2 separate regions of the Mus musculus genome follow, and region 1 is linked to region 2. A link is a loop called in an ENCODE intact Hi-C map of the cell type or tissue named here. Cell type or tissue: heart. All regions are shown on one strand.

Region 1 (8,000 bases), 86 kb before region 2:
AATGATGGGTGGAGTCAAAGATTCCGACAAGTGATTGGTTATAGGAAGTGGCCCTTCCCTCCAATGGAGAGGCTCGGTCGTGTTCTGGGCGTGGCTTAACGGTGTTGCTTCAAGGGAGGCACTGGCAGCCGAGACGCAGGCGAGCTGGGCAGAGTCGGTGAGCCATGGCGGCGGCAGTGGCGGCAGCGGCAGCAATGCGGTCCCGGATCCTGCAGGCGAGTGAGGGTGGCGACGAGGGACCATGATGTTAGAAATGGGTCCTTTCCGCCCCGTCTCTAAACCATGCTTCTGCCGGACAGACTTCTTGGCCCAGCCCCTTCTTTGCAGCCCCTTGTGTTCCACCAGACCCGTGCGTCAGGGCTGTCACTCTGTACCGCCTGGCCCCGAGATTCAGCCCCGGACGGTCACGCCTGCTCCCCACTCCCCTTTACTCCTGAGCCTTTTCTTTTTTAGCTTTGACCCACCCACCTCCAGTCCAGCTCAGTCCTTGCTGTCACATGCTGGCTTGCTTTCTCTTTTTTGGTTCCTCCCACGGTCTCTCTTTCACCTCTGTACCAGCCACCTCTGTGCCCCAGAAACTCCTCCTTTTGGTCGCTGTACATAGAGTACTTTCCTTTGCCAGGAGCGTCCCTTCCCCCCATCCAGCCTCTATGTGAGGCAAGAGGGGATGGGAGCTCATTAAGGACATGGAACTAAGATCAGAGAAGGAACTTTGAATCTCCTAGACATGTACCCTAGGTTTTCATATCAAAAAGGCAGCCATTTGTTAGTTTTCACAAACATTCTGGCTTTTAGTGTTTTTCCCAAGCCCTGGGCCAAGTTAAACTTTCTCAGCGAAGTTAAACTTTTGGAGGTAAATAAGGGCATGTGGTTTTGCTAATACTGCTTCATTCAAAAGACTAAACATTCCCCCAGACAGGTGGTAGAAAATAAGAGCCTAGGAAGACACCTTCCGAAAATCAGTTCTCAAGTGCCGACATATCCTCTTCTAGGCTGCAGTTGGAACCCCACGGACGCCGCGCAAGGGAAGTTGTAGAGTTCCAGAAGCTGTATGCCGGCGATCCCCAGCTTTGATTATAGCTTTTCCCTGTGTTTGCATCTTAGCATGGACTTAGAATCTGAGGCAAGACTTGCTCTGTTCCTGGCAAGATTCATAATCCAGTATTAAGCGACACTATCTCTTACTCATCCAGCCTAGGAATGTCTCCTGTTGCACTTTTATATAAACTTTAATTTCTTTCTACTCATCAGGTTTTTAGGAGATCTACTGCAGAAATGTGTGCATGTGTTTGATTCTTGGTGGAGTCCCCAAAGGGTCAGGTTTGAATGTCATTTAATGGGACAGTGTAGAGAATGAGCTGGAGGTCTTTGGAGGTTGGCGTGACCTCACTCCCCTACTTCTGTTCTGGTATCTTTTCCTAGTAACAGATAGAGCATTTCCTCTCTAGGTTTTCTATTCCCAACCTCTTAAAATCCTTTATATATATAAAAAAAAAATCTCTCCCCTCTCGTCATTACCCCATCACCATGAGTCAATGAAAATCCTGAGGTATTTTGTCTTTTGCATAAAAGCAGAATTTCTCCTTTTTTGGAAGAAATACTTTTTTTTTCTTTCTAAAAACCAAATTGTAGAAACCTCTGAACTGACTTGGAAAAAGACCAGAAATAGTTCTTAAACAATTAGTTACTGTAATCTGACACTTTGATAAAGGCTAATCTATGTGATCATATGGTACATGTATGCAGGCCTAGTTTTTGGAGAAACACAGGCAGGAAAATCTCTTGAGACCTTCACAACCAGCCTGAGAAGGGAACCCTCCAGAGAGCAGGAGAGGAAATGAGGAGAGCAGTTAAATAAGAGGATGAAAGGCAACATTGTATACTGACATGCCTGAAGACACTTCAATGAAACCTAGTAATCAGTCAATGGTTACAAAACAAAACAAAACCTCAACAAAAATGCTTTCTAAAATCAAATGCAGAGCTAGAGAGGTAGCTGGAAGGTCAGGAGCGCTAACTCCTCTTCAGAGGGCTGGTGTTCAGTTCCCAGCACCCACACTAGGTAGCTCACAACTGTCTCTAACTCCAGCATTAGGGGTTCTTATGCCTTCTGGTCCCCAAGGGCATCTGTATGCATATTGCATACAATCATATATACACAAAAACTAAAAAAAAAACAAAAAAACAAAAAAACCTTAACAAAATCAACGACAACAAAACACCTGGATAACTTACTAACACACACACACACACACACACACACACACACACAGGGGGGCGGGGGGGGGAGGAGCTACACAGAAAAGAGAACATGTTGTACATTCTGACAGCCGCGAATCTTAAAGGAACTAACAGAAGAAACTAAGAAGGATCAAATTATATTTCAGAGTTTTTAAATTTTATTTTTTAGGGCAGCATACAAAGTAATCGGTGAGTTCTCAGTTATTTTAAGTGTTCAGCCTATCTTTTCTGTTTTGGAATTAGAAGAATTTAACCTAGCCCTCGCCCCTCTGTTTTGTGTGATATTATCTTTCCCATTCAGAGATATGACAACCAGTTTTAAAGAGACCCAGTGTCCTGCCTCCACGATGCAGAGCAAATCTGTGAATTTAGCCCTAACTCTATCTAGTTTTAAGATTCTCTGTGAAGATTAGAATTTTAAAATGTGGTGAAGTGAATTGGCTGGCACTTCAGGTCACCTAGTTAGTAATTGATGAAGCGGAGAGTTTAGGACTTAGATCTTGGCAGGCTTTTCCTTCCTCCTTTGCCCCATCCTAGACTTTTCACATTCACAACTATAATGCAATGAAAGCGCTGGACAATTGGGGGTGCCGAGGGTACTGAAGGGACGAAGGGAAGAGTCCCACACTCAACCTGTCCAATTCGCCACAAGCTTCTCAAAGGGGATAATTCTGGGTTTGTTTCGAGGCTATCAAGTCATTAGCCAAGGAGAGAAGACAAAGGAAACGGCAGGTAGGAAATTAATATCTAGAGCAGTGGTTCTCGATCCTTGAGTCGAGGAGACCCCTCAGGCTTGAGCAACCCTTCATATCAGATATCCTGCATGTCAGATATTTGCACTATGATTCATAACTGTAGCAAAATCATAGTTATGAAGTAGCAACGAAAATAACTTTATGGTTGGGGGGGGGGAGTCACCACAATATGAGGAATTAAAGGGTTGTAGCATTAGGAAGGTTGAGAACCACTACCCTAGACAGTGAAAGTCATAGACTAGTTTATTCAAGAATTGTGCTAGTGAGCAAAACATATGAGGTCTAACTCTGTGAAAGCTACAAGGTCCTATTTCATTTTATTGGGTACACTGTCTACCAGTGTACAAGTGAAAGCACGAAACTCAACTGATTTGGAATGCTGAAATGACCTGATCTGTACACTTTCTATTCTTAAGGGAGAACACAAACAATATTAGTAACAAATTACTGCTTGATGACTATTCATCCCTTGATTCTGCAAAACATTAACAAGTCCTCAGTCTGTTCAAGCAATTATGCTAGGGGCAGAGAACACAATGGTCTCCTGACCTGAAGAGACACTTAATAATTAAGCAAGCTATTATCCTAGAATGTGGAATGAAAAATGGAGGCATTTGGGTGCTCAGTGAACTGCACAGTTAGGTGTTTATCCCATATCTGGGGGTTGAGAGTTCCAGAGAGAGTTAAGAATGAGCCAGGTAAGTGGAATGAAACCAGCAGAATGGGTCAGCATATGTACAACAAAGAAGATAAAACATGTCCAGAAGTCTTGGGCTACCCTTGGGACAAAACTGTGTAATGTCTAGCTCCAGGATGGTTGGGACAGAGAGCAAGGATGAAGTAGCGAGCAAACTGTGAAGTTTAAGAAGCAAAAGTACACTGAACACCAGGGGCATTAATCTTAACTGCAAGGGCAATAGAAAGCCATCAGAGGGTTTGTTGCTGTTTTATGTTGAGTTGCTAAGGAACCCTGGCCCTTATAAACACGGGCTACTTTAAGGCTGAGGTGCACTCCCTGCATGGAAGGGTTCTACAAATGGGAATAATATGCATCCTTGAATAGACTGAGAATTTGTTAATGTTTTGCCTAATTCCTCTTAGAAAGACCCTATTTATTTCCATTTGAAGAATAGAAACTAGATTCAGATCATATTAGGTTAGAAACTATGAGTTTTGTTGGAAAGCCATTATTGAATTCTAAAGAAGAGACAGAGATGGTTATCGGGCTTGAAAAAGGACAGGGTGGCGAGAGGAGAGGACAGTGTGTTCAGAGACTTGTAGGAAGATAGATGTGACTTGTGCCAAGACATGTTTGGTTTACTGAGAAGCAAAAGGGAGATGATGAGGTGACTTTCAGAATGTGCCTTGGTCAGCCAGGTAACTAAAGACCATTGCGCAGGTGGGTGGGCTCTAGGAAGTAAAGCCGACAGATGGGAGGAGAGCATGATCCCAAGTAGAGGTGTGAAAATAGTTATATGGGTATTACCTGAAGAGGAAGACTGAGTGAGGACTGCAGACCTGGGCATCAGCAGGATCCAATTGCAGTCCACTGCAATTGCTGGGATCACTTAAAGAGAATGAAAAGAATGAGAAGAAAATCCTGGGACTAAGCCTTGGGCAGTGGAGTTGATGGCCAGAAGAGGAGAATGAGCCAGCAAAAGAGATAAGGAGGGGCTACAAAGAAAAAAAGGAGGGAGGGTGAGGTGAAGAAGACAGCAGGGCATCATGAGAGACAACTGAAAGGACTTCAGGGACGGAGAGTAATTAGCCAGTCCCCTCTGCTGTGTGGTCCAGTCTAAGGAGGACTTAGGAGCAGTCATGAAGGTTAGAACTTACTCATGAAGGTTGGAGTAGATCAAAGAGCTGTTGGGAGTTAAGCAAGTGCAGATAGTTGAGAGAAGGAACTCAGGTGGCAGCATCGAAGATCTCAGGGTGAGGGTGAGAACCCAGAGCTCACAGGGACTTTGTGTTGCTCTCCCCAGCTCCCTGGTCCTTCCTTGTTGATCGCCATCGAAAGAACTCAAGGGAGACACTCATAGTATACATAGAAGTGAAGCACTCTGTTGGTGAAAGTGGACAATAGCCCAGGGGAGCACTGTGATAAATCACCTTCTCAGGAGGCGAGAGTGACCAGCTGCCATAGAAACCATCAGCCCAGCACCCCTTTACATCTTTTACTGGGATATTTCTCAAGTCAACTTTTGTAATACGTTGAACATTTTTGTTTTAGAAATACAGTGTGAGATTTAACATTATTATAATTGAGCCTCCCTCCACTCCCTGATTTTTTTTTATCCTACAAAATAACATGTTCGTCTGCCATGAGGTACCTGTACCGTTTTAAAAATAGCCTTATAAAGTGAAATTGACCCAAAATAAGATGTTTATATTCCATTTGGTAAGACATACTGCCTGTGAAAGTATCACAAGATAATAAAAATATCCACTACTCCAAAAAGAACCCTCTTAGCTCTCCTAACTGCTGTCCCTTTCAGCCAAGGGTGCCGACAAATCTGATGATGTTAGAGATGAGCTGGGATCCCTAGCTTTATATGGATGAATCATCTAGTGTTTCAGCTCGCTGTTTTTCACCCTTGGAACAGAGTCTCACTTGGTGCCTGAGACTGGCCTGGAGTAAGTGAGGCTCAGCTTCCTGAAGGATCTCCACCCTCATCTGCTGCATCTCCACCCTCATCTGCTGCATTATTAAAATGTTACTAACATATTCTATAAAAATCGGTCCCATTGTGATATTTTCACACATCTGCACCTTGATTATATTAACTAATGGTGGACAGTTGAGTCACTACCAAGTTTGGGGCAAATGAAAATAAAGGCGCTATGAACATTTGTATTCAAGTATGTGTGAGCATATACTTGTATTTTATTGCTATTTAATCTGTAGTTACATTGAGTAGAGACAATGTTATTTATGGTTTATTATATTTATATTGATTTATACTGTCTTCAACACTTTCTTTAGATATTATACTAAGTACTTTTAGATTTGTAGTGACTGTTTTTTGCAAAATATGATACAAAAGGTTCCTTAAATTAAGACTTCCTTGGAAAGCTAGGACTTGATCTTCATGATTTATCGTTTCTATAACTTTCTGTGTCTGGGGCCTTCACTGTGTAGACTCCCAGGCTAGCCTTGAGTTTGTGGTGACCTATCCACCCCAACCCTTTTTATGAAACAGGGTCTCATAAATAGCTCTGGCTGACCTGGGACTCACTTTTTAGACCAGAGTGGTCTTGAATTCACAGAAGTCTGCCTGCCTCCACCTACCAATGGGTTAGAATTAAAGGCCTGTGCCATGGCACCTGGCCTTGTCTTTTTCTTTTAAATAAAGACTATTCAGCGAAAGCTGGGGTGTAGCTCAGTGATGGAATGCTTGCTGGCATACATAAGACCCTTGGTTTGATCCTTAACACCTGGGGGATAATGGGAAGGGACAGGGAGATCCAGTCTCAGTATTTCTACCTACAACTAAACTTCATTAAAAAAAAATGCCAGGAATGGTGGCACACTCCTTTATTCCCAAGGCAGAGGCAAGAGGATCTTTGTGAGTTGAAAGCCAGCACGGTCTATATATTGAGTTCCAGAACATCCAGGACTTTCTTGAGAGACACCTGTCTCTAAATAAATAAATAAATAAAAAGGCATATGGCCCTAAGCATTGCATGGTGGCTTATGCTTATACTCCTATACTTAGGAGGCTAGAAGGGAATCATTGGGTTCAAGGCCAGCTTCAGCTACAGTTCCAGGAAAGCCAGGGCTATAGAGGGAGACTGTCTCAAAACAAAATTATATGGTCCTTGAAACCAAATACTAAATCCTTTCTGCAATCACAGTAGCTATATGATATTGAGCATTATAACAGCCATTTGTCAAGTTTTATATACTTTCTAGGCTTATTTATCAAATTGTGTTTTGTTGAAATAGAGTCTTGGAGCTGAAGAGATAGCTCAGTGTTTAAGAGCATTGACTGCTCTTCCAGAGGTCCTGAGTTCAGTTTCCAGCAACCATATGGTGGCTCATAACCATCTATATGGAATCCAATGCCCTCTTTTGTTATATCTGAAGACAGCTACAATGTACTCGTATACATAACATAAAAAAATAAATTAACCTTAAAAAGAAAAACAAAAAGAAAGAAATAGGGTCTTGGTATATTAGCCATAGCTGGCCTGAGACTCACAATGCAGACCAAGCTTATCTCCAAGTCACAGAGACCGCCTGTCTGTGTCCTGAGTGCTGGGATTGAAAGTGTGTACCACTGCATCAGACATTTATCAGATACTTTTTAACCCCATAGGTTTCTTCTAAGGTAAATGCCACATGGTATCCAGCATCCTCCTTCTCTTCCTCATCAGTGGTAAGTAACTTAGGAGATAAAGATGGACTTCTGAGAAAGAATCCAGTGTAATTTTCAAGCTGATTGTGATCAAAATGTGACTTTTAGTTTTGTGGGTTGTTTTTTTAATTTAAATTTCTATTTTATGTGTTTATTGGTGTTTTACCTGCATGTCCTGCAGAGGCCAGGAGAGGGTGTCCTGGAGCTGGTTACAGGTGTTTGTGCGTGGGTACTGGGAATTGAACCTGGGTCCTCTGGAAGAGCTCCCGGTGCTCTTAACCACGGAGACATCTCTCCAGCCCCTTGTTTTGTGTTTTTAAAAATAGGTCTCATTAGGTAGCCCTGGCATGTCTTAACTCATGTAGATCAGGCTAGCCTTCAACTCCTACCTGTGCAAATGCTCAACAGATAAACAGATGTGTGCCACTGTGTCGATTCCCCTGCAGGCTTTACAGCTGACAGGGAAAAAGCCCATCAGAAGGAGGTAAGAATGAAACTTGACTCAGTCTGACTTTCTTGTAACCAGCACTATGCCAAGACTTATAAAGTCTGGCCCAGATCATTTTACTGTAGTCATATTTAAATATTTAAATAAAGTACATTTGGGGGAAAAAGTATTCAGATAACAATTAACTCAGCCCTGAGT
Region 2 (8,000 bases):
GAAGCAATGTGGCATCATTAGGAAATAGGTTTTGTTTTTTTTTGTTTTTTTCACTTTACAGTATGGGGAGGAGGAGCTCACAAGTAAAGAGCATGGACTGCTCTTGCAGAGGGCAGCAAGGCCATCCATCACCCACGGCCAGAGGCTCCCAACTCTAACTCCAGCCTGTGGACCCAACGCCGTTTTCTGACGTCCTTCGACACTGCACTCATGTGCACATAATGTACACAGACACAAAGAAAATCAAGCCGGCCACATGGTACATGCCTTTAAAAACACAAACGCAGCCGGGCGTGGTGGCACACGCCTTTAATCCCAGCACTCGGGAGGCAGAGGCAGGCGGATTTCTGAGTTCGAGGCCAGACTGGTCTACAAAGTGAGTTCCAGGACAGCCAGACCTACACAGAGAAACCCTGTCTCGAAAAACCAGAAAAAAAAACAAAAACAAAAAAACAAAAAAAAAACCCACAACTGCCTTATTAACAGTCGCAGGCCATCCCACAGGCCAACCAGTGGCTATCTAGGACCCAGCAGCAAGGTTACTACAACCTCCGAGCCTCCCTTTCTGACTCCAATAGGGTCAGCAATGGGCCTTTGCATTTTAGATGATAGAGCGACAGGTGTCATCCATAAATTCCACACGTGCCTGCAGGCACTATCCCTGCGCACTGGTAGTGAATAGGCATCATTACGACAGGCACACGAGTGGATAAAAACCAAAATGGCTGCCATGGAGCAGGCAGTGAGCAGCAGTCAACCCAACGGCGCTGATCCCTCTTGCTGGGTAGTAAGAGGAAGGAGGGACCCAGACATGCTTGCTCAAAATCATGGTCTCCTAGTCCCCCATCACCCTGCCCCTTGCTCTGAAGGTGGTAGTGCTCTATGATTGATCAATCCCTGTGATCTGGCCTCGCTTCCTGGGTGTGTCCTCCACAGCAGGCACTTTGTCCTCCAGCACATACCAGCTGCTGGTCCCTCTACGAGGGAGCTTTCCTGTCATGCTTCCTCCCCCCCTGGTTATCTGTGTCCTTTTCCAGGTTCCACATTCCCTACATTCTTCCCTTAGAATATAATTTCCAGCTGCGGACCCATAAAGTAGGCACTGTATGTTTGTTGGGTAAGATAAAACTAAAAGGAAAACAATTAGATTTCCAAGTACATTATAAAATACACCCAGGTGATGTGTTTTATTTCTTAGCTATTTAATGTAACTGTTTTTGAAATGAGAAAAAAACCACCTAGAAATCAAGTGAGAAGCCCAGGCGTAGTGGTGCACACTTGTATGGCTACCCAGGGGCTCAAGGAGGAGGAGGAGTCTCAGAATAAAACCCAAAGAATATGACAAGAATGGATTAAGAATGCAACTGTGCAATTATGCAGGGAACTGTTCCCAAACTCAAATGTCAGAGGGAAACTCAAGCCTAAAACAACAATTAGTTGTGAGTTTTAGGAAGAATTATGGAAAACAGGGGACTGAAGGGGGAAAGTCAGTAAGCGCCTTTATAACTCGGGAGTAACAGCCTGTGCTTGGGAGCCCAGCATTTGGGAGGCAGAGACAGCGGGATCAGTTAAAGGTCCACACCAGCAAAGATTACACAGCACCTTATTTTAAACAAACAAACAAACAAAAAGACTATTGGAAATACCTTAGTCACATATTTTTGTTTGTTTTGGGAGTTTTGCATTCTATGTAACCCAAGGATGGCTTTGAACTTCTGATCCTCCTGCAAAAAACACCATGCTTTTTACTACCATGATTTTAACAGTCACTCCTGAGTTTTAAAATATAATACTTTGCTAGACAGAAAAGCAAACAATAACAAAACAGAATTGTGTGTGAACGTTAGTAAAAGAGCTGCTGTCTTCCTTCCCCGTGACGCTCAGAAAAGAGCGAGAGAAGGATGCAGTACAAAGGAAAACATACACACAAACCTAACACAAGAGCGAGCCACCAAAATGTGAATGCTAAAGTTTCGAAGGGCCCAGAAACGGTGCTACATCATGCCAGCACTTGGTAAATATATTCCACACCATTGGTCATTAGGGAAATATAAACACAAGCCACTTCCTACGAACTTCAGAGGACAAAGAAAAAAGGCAGCAGATAGTGCTGTCAGGGTCAGGAGAAACCTGAGCATTCATCTACTGTCAATGATAACATAAACTGGGGCACTCTCTCAAAGTCTGGCAGGTCTTCAAAACATCAGCATTGCCACATAACCCAGAGATTTCACTAGAGAATAGCCTCGAGATGATCAACACTGTTCACACCAAAGTTTGCACACAGAATGTCCCTACTAGCATCATTCCTTTACAGGCCAAAAGTGAAAACCAAGCATACTTTCAACACAATTGAGGATGGCATCAGCTCTCAAAACAAAAGCTGTCTGATACAGACTCCAACCTGGATTAACCTTTAAAACAGAGTATATCTCCAACTACATAGAACTATCCGGAAAAGGTAAATCTATAGACAGAAAGTAGGAGAGTCTGTAGGGCTGAGAAGGTGAGCAGAAGTGTGGAGAGTGACATCTAATGAATTCCAAGTCTTTTTTTATTTTTTTGCTTTTTGGTTTTTTATAAAGTAAGGAAACGGTAATAAAACTTATTGTAGGTACTGAATAGCTCTGCAAAAATACTAAAAACTCATTGGACTGTACGCTTTAAGTGGGAGCACTTATAACTAGATGAATGTTATCTTAATAAAGCAGCTTTAAGACCAGGAGTGGGGGCGCGGGCCTTAATCCCAGCACTCAGAAGACTGAGGAAGATGATCTCTGTGATTTCGAGGTCAATCCGATCTACCATCCGATACTACAAAGCCCGATGCCTCTCGAGGTGCTCATAAACAATCCTGGACAGTTCTCAAGGGTCAGACTGACTTAGAAAGGCCCGCCCACTTGTGATCCCGCAGAACCCATGCCATTCCCGAGGACTCCCCTGGAAGGACAGTGAGCAAAGCACCAGGTCAGGCACGTTAGGTGTCTGGACAGCGTCCCGACCTCCACTGTGAGTACCGTCCCTCCACAGCCCAGATCCTCCAGCCCGCGGTCGAGATGCACCTACCTAAGGCACAAGCCATGGCAGAGCCCACTAGGCCTCCTCCTGACACCACCACGTCGTACACGGTGTCTGCCGAGGAGCCCGCCCATCGCTGGCTGGCAACTAGCGGGCCTCCTCTGGCTGCGAGCTGCGCGGAACTCCACCAGCGAACGCAGAGCAAGCCTGCCATGGAGCCAATGCGGGCCGCCATAATGACTCCTGCCTGCGCCCGCGCCCGGGACTTCTCCCTGATAGGTCCTGGAAAGTGCTTCCGGGGCAGTCGTCAACCTTGTGTGGTTTTAGCCCTGTCTTCAAAACCGGAAATAAAATAGTTGAAGAAAATTATCCAATCAGAAGACGCTCTTGCCTCATTGGGCGGAACAGACTAAAGACTGGAAGCCAATCCAAGGCTAAAGCCATGAAGGGGCGTGGCTAGCAGTACCTAACCGCCGGCGCCGCTGTCACGGTTGTCACTGCTGCTTTCACCTCTGCTTCTCTCTCTCTCTAGTTAGGAAGATGACTGTGGGGAGGACTGCGGGAGGTCCTGAGTGCGCCGAGTGGAGCCGTGAGGTGAGTGGAGAAAGGAGGAAGTCGGATGCCTCAGCAAGGAATCCTCAAGAGTGGAAACTGTTTAGCGTTGCCGTGGAGACAGAGTCAGGGGCGTGTCATCAAAGGGCGAAGAATTAAAATTGGCAGCGCTTGGGCACTTAGAGAACCAGTCTTGGGGGACGTGGGTCTTTTGTGTCTTGTACCAGGCTCTGATATCAGGAATCGTACTAATAACAAACCACGAATTAACCTTGAAAATCTTAAAAGCGATCTCTATCTTAATATGATTATCCAGAAAAGGCAAATCTAGGGGGCGCGTCATTGCATGGGGCTGAGGTGAGGAGAAACAGGGAGAGACTTCTAAAAGGGCTGAGGAGGTGAGGAGAGACTTCTAAAAGCTTCCAAGGTTTTTGTTGTCGTTTTAGAGTAAGGAAAACGCACCGAAACGCAGCTCTTCAAATATATTAAAATTCATTAAACTGAATGTGTTTAATGTGTTGTATCCTCTCAAACCCATTTTCTAGAAAAGAAAAGAGATGGGTTAAGCAATTTGCCCCGAAATCTCTGAAAACAGAAAGTAGGCTGGTAGTTGCCTAGGGCTGACAGGTTGAGAGGAAGATGTGGGAGGGTTAAGGGATATAAGTGACAATTAAATGCTACACTGGTGCTTCAGAGCAGAGATTCTCAATCTGTTTCACCTAAGATCATCCTGCATATCAGATATTTACCTTACAATTCATAACAGTAGCAAAATTACAGTATTAACAATGAAAATGACTATGGTTGGGGCTCACCACCACATGAAACACTGTATTAAAGGGTCGATGCATTAGAACAGTTGAGGACACTGCTTTAGAGGAATGGTGAAAATGGTCTGACTTCTACTGTGATTGCTAGATGACCCTGGCTGTTTTAGAAACTGGAGGAGAGTACGCTTTGAATGGCTCACTTGTACACTATGGACATTGTGTTTCAATAAAGTTGTTTTTAAAACGAAAGAGCCAGCATTATGGCTCAAACTTGTAATCCCAACAACTCAAATTACTAAAGCAGAAGGATAAGGAGTTCAAGGTCGCCCTTTGACCCTGTCACAACAGAGAGAGAGGGGCAGGGGAAGGAGAGAGTTTTGCTCTAGATCACATGTTCTTCAGCAGCAGAGCTAGGGTTAGAGCACACACTTATCTCTAACTCAGATGGACTGCTCCAATTGCCACTAATCATCAATAGTCCACTGGTGGCCTTGTACCTACCACTCTAAGGACATCTCAGGCCACTGTCCTCCAGCCACACCACCTTCCCTCTATCACTACAAGACTCAACTGAGACAATAAAAATCACCCTAACACTCAAAGTCAGACACCCCCAACCTCAGTGGTTCAGATTGCTCTCCACACTATAATGATGGACAAGCATGCGCTCAGTAGAAACAATACTCCATACTTTTTTTTTGTTTTTTCGAGACAGGGTTTCTCTGTTTAGCCCTGACTGTCCTGGAACTCCCTCTGTAGACCAGGCTGGCCTCGAACTCAGAAATCCGCCTACCTCTGCCTCCCAAGTTCTGGGATTAAAGGCATGCGCCACCACTGCCTGGCTAATACTCCATACTTTTATTTTTCTATTTTTATGGTACTGAGGACTGAGTCCAGGGTCCTGTGCATTCTAGGTAAGTGCTCTCCACAGAGCTAAATTCCCAGCTCTAGATTTCAGTCTTTCTTTAAATAGCAATAGGATACACTCTCTGCTTTGGTGACACAGTGTCCAGGGACTTGCTATTTCTAGTGAGTTGCACAATCAGGAGTGTGAACAATAGCTATTCTCTAAGTGCCCTGCTCAGTAGGTTAATGTATTAGTACGTTTTTACTTAAACTACTGTGACTTAGAATGGACTTATCTGGATATAGACGATGCATCATGTGTGAAAGAGCATCTGTACTCTGCCTAGCAGATACAGCCAAGGGCAGGAGCAAGGTCACCAAGCGGCAGTGCTTTTCCTGGGTCCATACCATAGTTGCAGACTTACTAACAGTTCTGTCTTCTAAAGGATTATGCATCCTTATCAGCTGTTTACCTTTGCCCTAAGATATTGCACAGCTCTCTACCTTTCTCGACCATTCTCATTCATCACAGTACCTGTCAAGAGTTGATCCCTCTTCCCTATCCCTCCTCTCAAAACAGCCTGAACATGCTGATCCTAGTCCATCCCTGTGCATTTGCTATAGTTTTCCATGATGTTGTGCAACAAACTGATACATTTAATCCTGAGTATTGGTGCCCTCCCAGTGCCCTCTGACGGGTAGCCACAGACAAGCCTTCCAAGCGCACACTTCCTTACGTTACCCTCCCGTGTTCTCCCTCTGCTCTCACCGGAAAACAGACTTCATGACTGTACAGGCTGGTTTTGTGTCAACCTGACACAGGCTAGGATCATCCCAGAGGAAAGAGCCTCAGTTAAGGAAATGCCTCCATGAGAACCAAGTGTAAAGCATTTCTCAGTTAGTGATCAATGGGAGAGGGCCCAGCCCATGGTTGGTGGGGCCATCCTTGGGCTGGTAGTCCTGGTTTCTGAGAAGGCAGACTAAACAAGCCAGAGGAGAAAACCAGTAAGCAGCACTCCTCTGTGGGCTCTGCATCAGCTTCTGCCTCCAGGTTCCTGCCCTGCTTGAGTTCCTGTCCCGACTTCCTTCATTGATGAACAGCAATGTGGAAAGTGTGAGCCAAATAAACCCTTTCTTCCCAACTTGCTTTTTGGTCATGGTGTTTCATCACAGCAATAGAAACTCTTATCTAAGACAATGGCACACTAGGCACCCAACCCATGTTATCTTGTATGCACACATGGATGGATGTAATTTGATGCTTGTCTTAGTCAGGGTTTCTATTCCTGCGCAAACATCATGACCAAGAAGCAAGTTGGGGAGTAAAGGGTTTATTTGGCTTACACTTCCATACTGCTGTTCATCACCAAAGGAAGTCAGGACTGGAACTGAAGCAGGTCAGGAAGCAGGAGCTGATGCAGAAGCCATGGAGGGATGTTCTTTACTGGCTTGCCTCCCCAGGCTTGCTTAGCCTGCTCTCTTATAGAACCAAGACTACCAGCCCAGTGATGGTCCAACCCACAAGGGGCCTTTCCCCCTTGATCACTAATTGAGAAAATGCCTGACAGTTGTATCTCATGGAGGCATTTCCTCAACTGAAGCTTCTTTCTCTGTGATAACTCCAGCTGTGTCAAGTTGACACAAAACTAGCCAATACAATGCTGTTGCTTTACAGTGCTGGGAAATGAGGCCCACGTTTGATCCCCTTGAGCACGCTAGGCAAGGCCACTGCACTTCACTCGTAGCCCTTAGAACCTTTAAACTCTATTTGGGAGTTCCACTTTCCATGCTGCTCTTTCTCCAAGATACATCGTCTCCCCACTAATCATCCATTCCTGGCGATGGTGTGGAAACTGGTTAGAGTATGAGAAAAGTAAGGGTGTCAGTGAGAAAATAAGAAAAGGAAGAAGGGTAAGAATTATATAAAGTTCAAGTGAACTGGGAGCAGAATGTAGCCAGGTCATGGGCAGGATTCCTGGAGCACTGGAAGCATACTGTGTGGGTCAGGTTAGGTACCCAGAGTCCTCTTTCTGTGCTGAATGGAGCAGAGAACTGCCCTTAGCTCTTCTGCAGCCTTTGCTATGCACAGCCAGGCACATACACACGCTGTGTTGTTCAGTGCCTTTTGAATGAAGAATGCATCTTACTTTCTGTTGCCCCTTCCTGGTCCCTGATATACCGAAGCAGTCAAAGTGAAGCTAGAGCCATGTCTTGAGAACCTTTGAAATTAGAGTTTAAGTCTCACTGATGTCTGGTTTTTTTTTTAGATATTTCCTCCCAAGTCGTCCTCCTCAGACACTGAGCCAGAAGATGAGCAGTTTGGAGAAGGGCTGGTTTTGCCCAGAGCTGGCAAACTCCATGAGTTCCTCAGCCCGGAGGAGGACACAGATTCTACTTCCGACTCCACGGGGAGCTTTTATAGAACCCCACAGGTTCCGAAGCAGAGAGGCCGGTGGGATGTATTGGAGTCTCTCTTCCAGTCTGATCCAGACAGTGATCTGAACGACGCTGAGGATGAGGAAGACTTGGAGAGCTTCTTCCAAGACAAGAGCAGGGGGAAGCCACAGGTCCAGGACCCTCCATCTCTTAGGTAAGGCATTGCACTCAGTGGCTGCCATGCTCCAGCACACCAGAACAGTCATACCATGTCTCAGGGCCTTGCCTTTCCCTCTGTAAGGCCACCTCTGCACGTTACCACTTATCTAAGACGCAGCCCCGTTAGTTCTCGGATCTGCTGCACGGTGTGATTCCTTTTAAATATATTCATGTCAGTGGGTATGCATACCATGCTCACGCCTAGTCACCACGGAGAGC

What was found. Hi-C counts contacts between places; a loop is a spot of excess contacts. Peaks named below come from ENCODE experiments on the same cell type or tissue, not always from the same donor. Only the 100,000 strongest peaks of a DNase experiment are listed, where the experiment ranks them.
Region 1: a loop joins it to region 2, with 2.7 times the contacts of the local background. A loop is called at or near these places in 5 of 42 quality-filtered maps.

The regions. Positions count from the first base shown.
Region 1 is chr12:84,443,104-84,451,103 of GRCm38, reverse strand. It overlaps Aldh6a1 (aldehyde dehydrogenase family 6, subfamily A1), which reads left to right and starts at 80. Exons shown (of 12, transcript NM_134042.3): 1 at 80-215; 2 at 7,316-7,375. The coding sequence starts at 165. In heart, no CTCF peak of the experiment used is centred here; no DNase peak of the experiment used is centred here; H3K4me3 peaks cover 1,190 bases; H3K27ac peaks cover 934 bases; H3K27me3 peaks cover 253 bases.
Region 2 is chr12:84,357,304-84,365,303 of GRCm38, reverse strand. It overlaps Fam161b (family with sequence similarity 161, member B), which reads left to right and starts at 3,476. Exons shown (of 9, transcript NM_001358283.1): 1 at 3,476-3,612; 2 at 7,454-7,776. The coding sequence starts at 3,559. It overlaps Coq6 (coenzyme Q6 monooxygenase), which reads right to left and starts at 3,336. Exons shown (of 12, transcript NM_172582.3): 1 at 3,067-3,336. The coding sequence starts at 3,253. In heart, no CTCF peak of the experiment used is centred here; a DNase peak (open chromatin) is centred at 3,333; H3K4me3 peaks cover 2,935 bases; H3K27ac peaks cover 1,241 bases.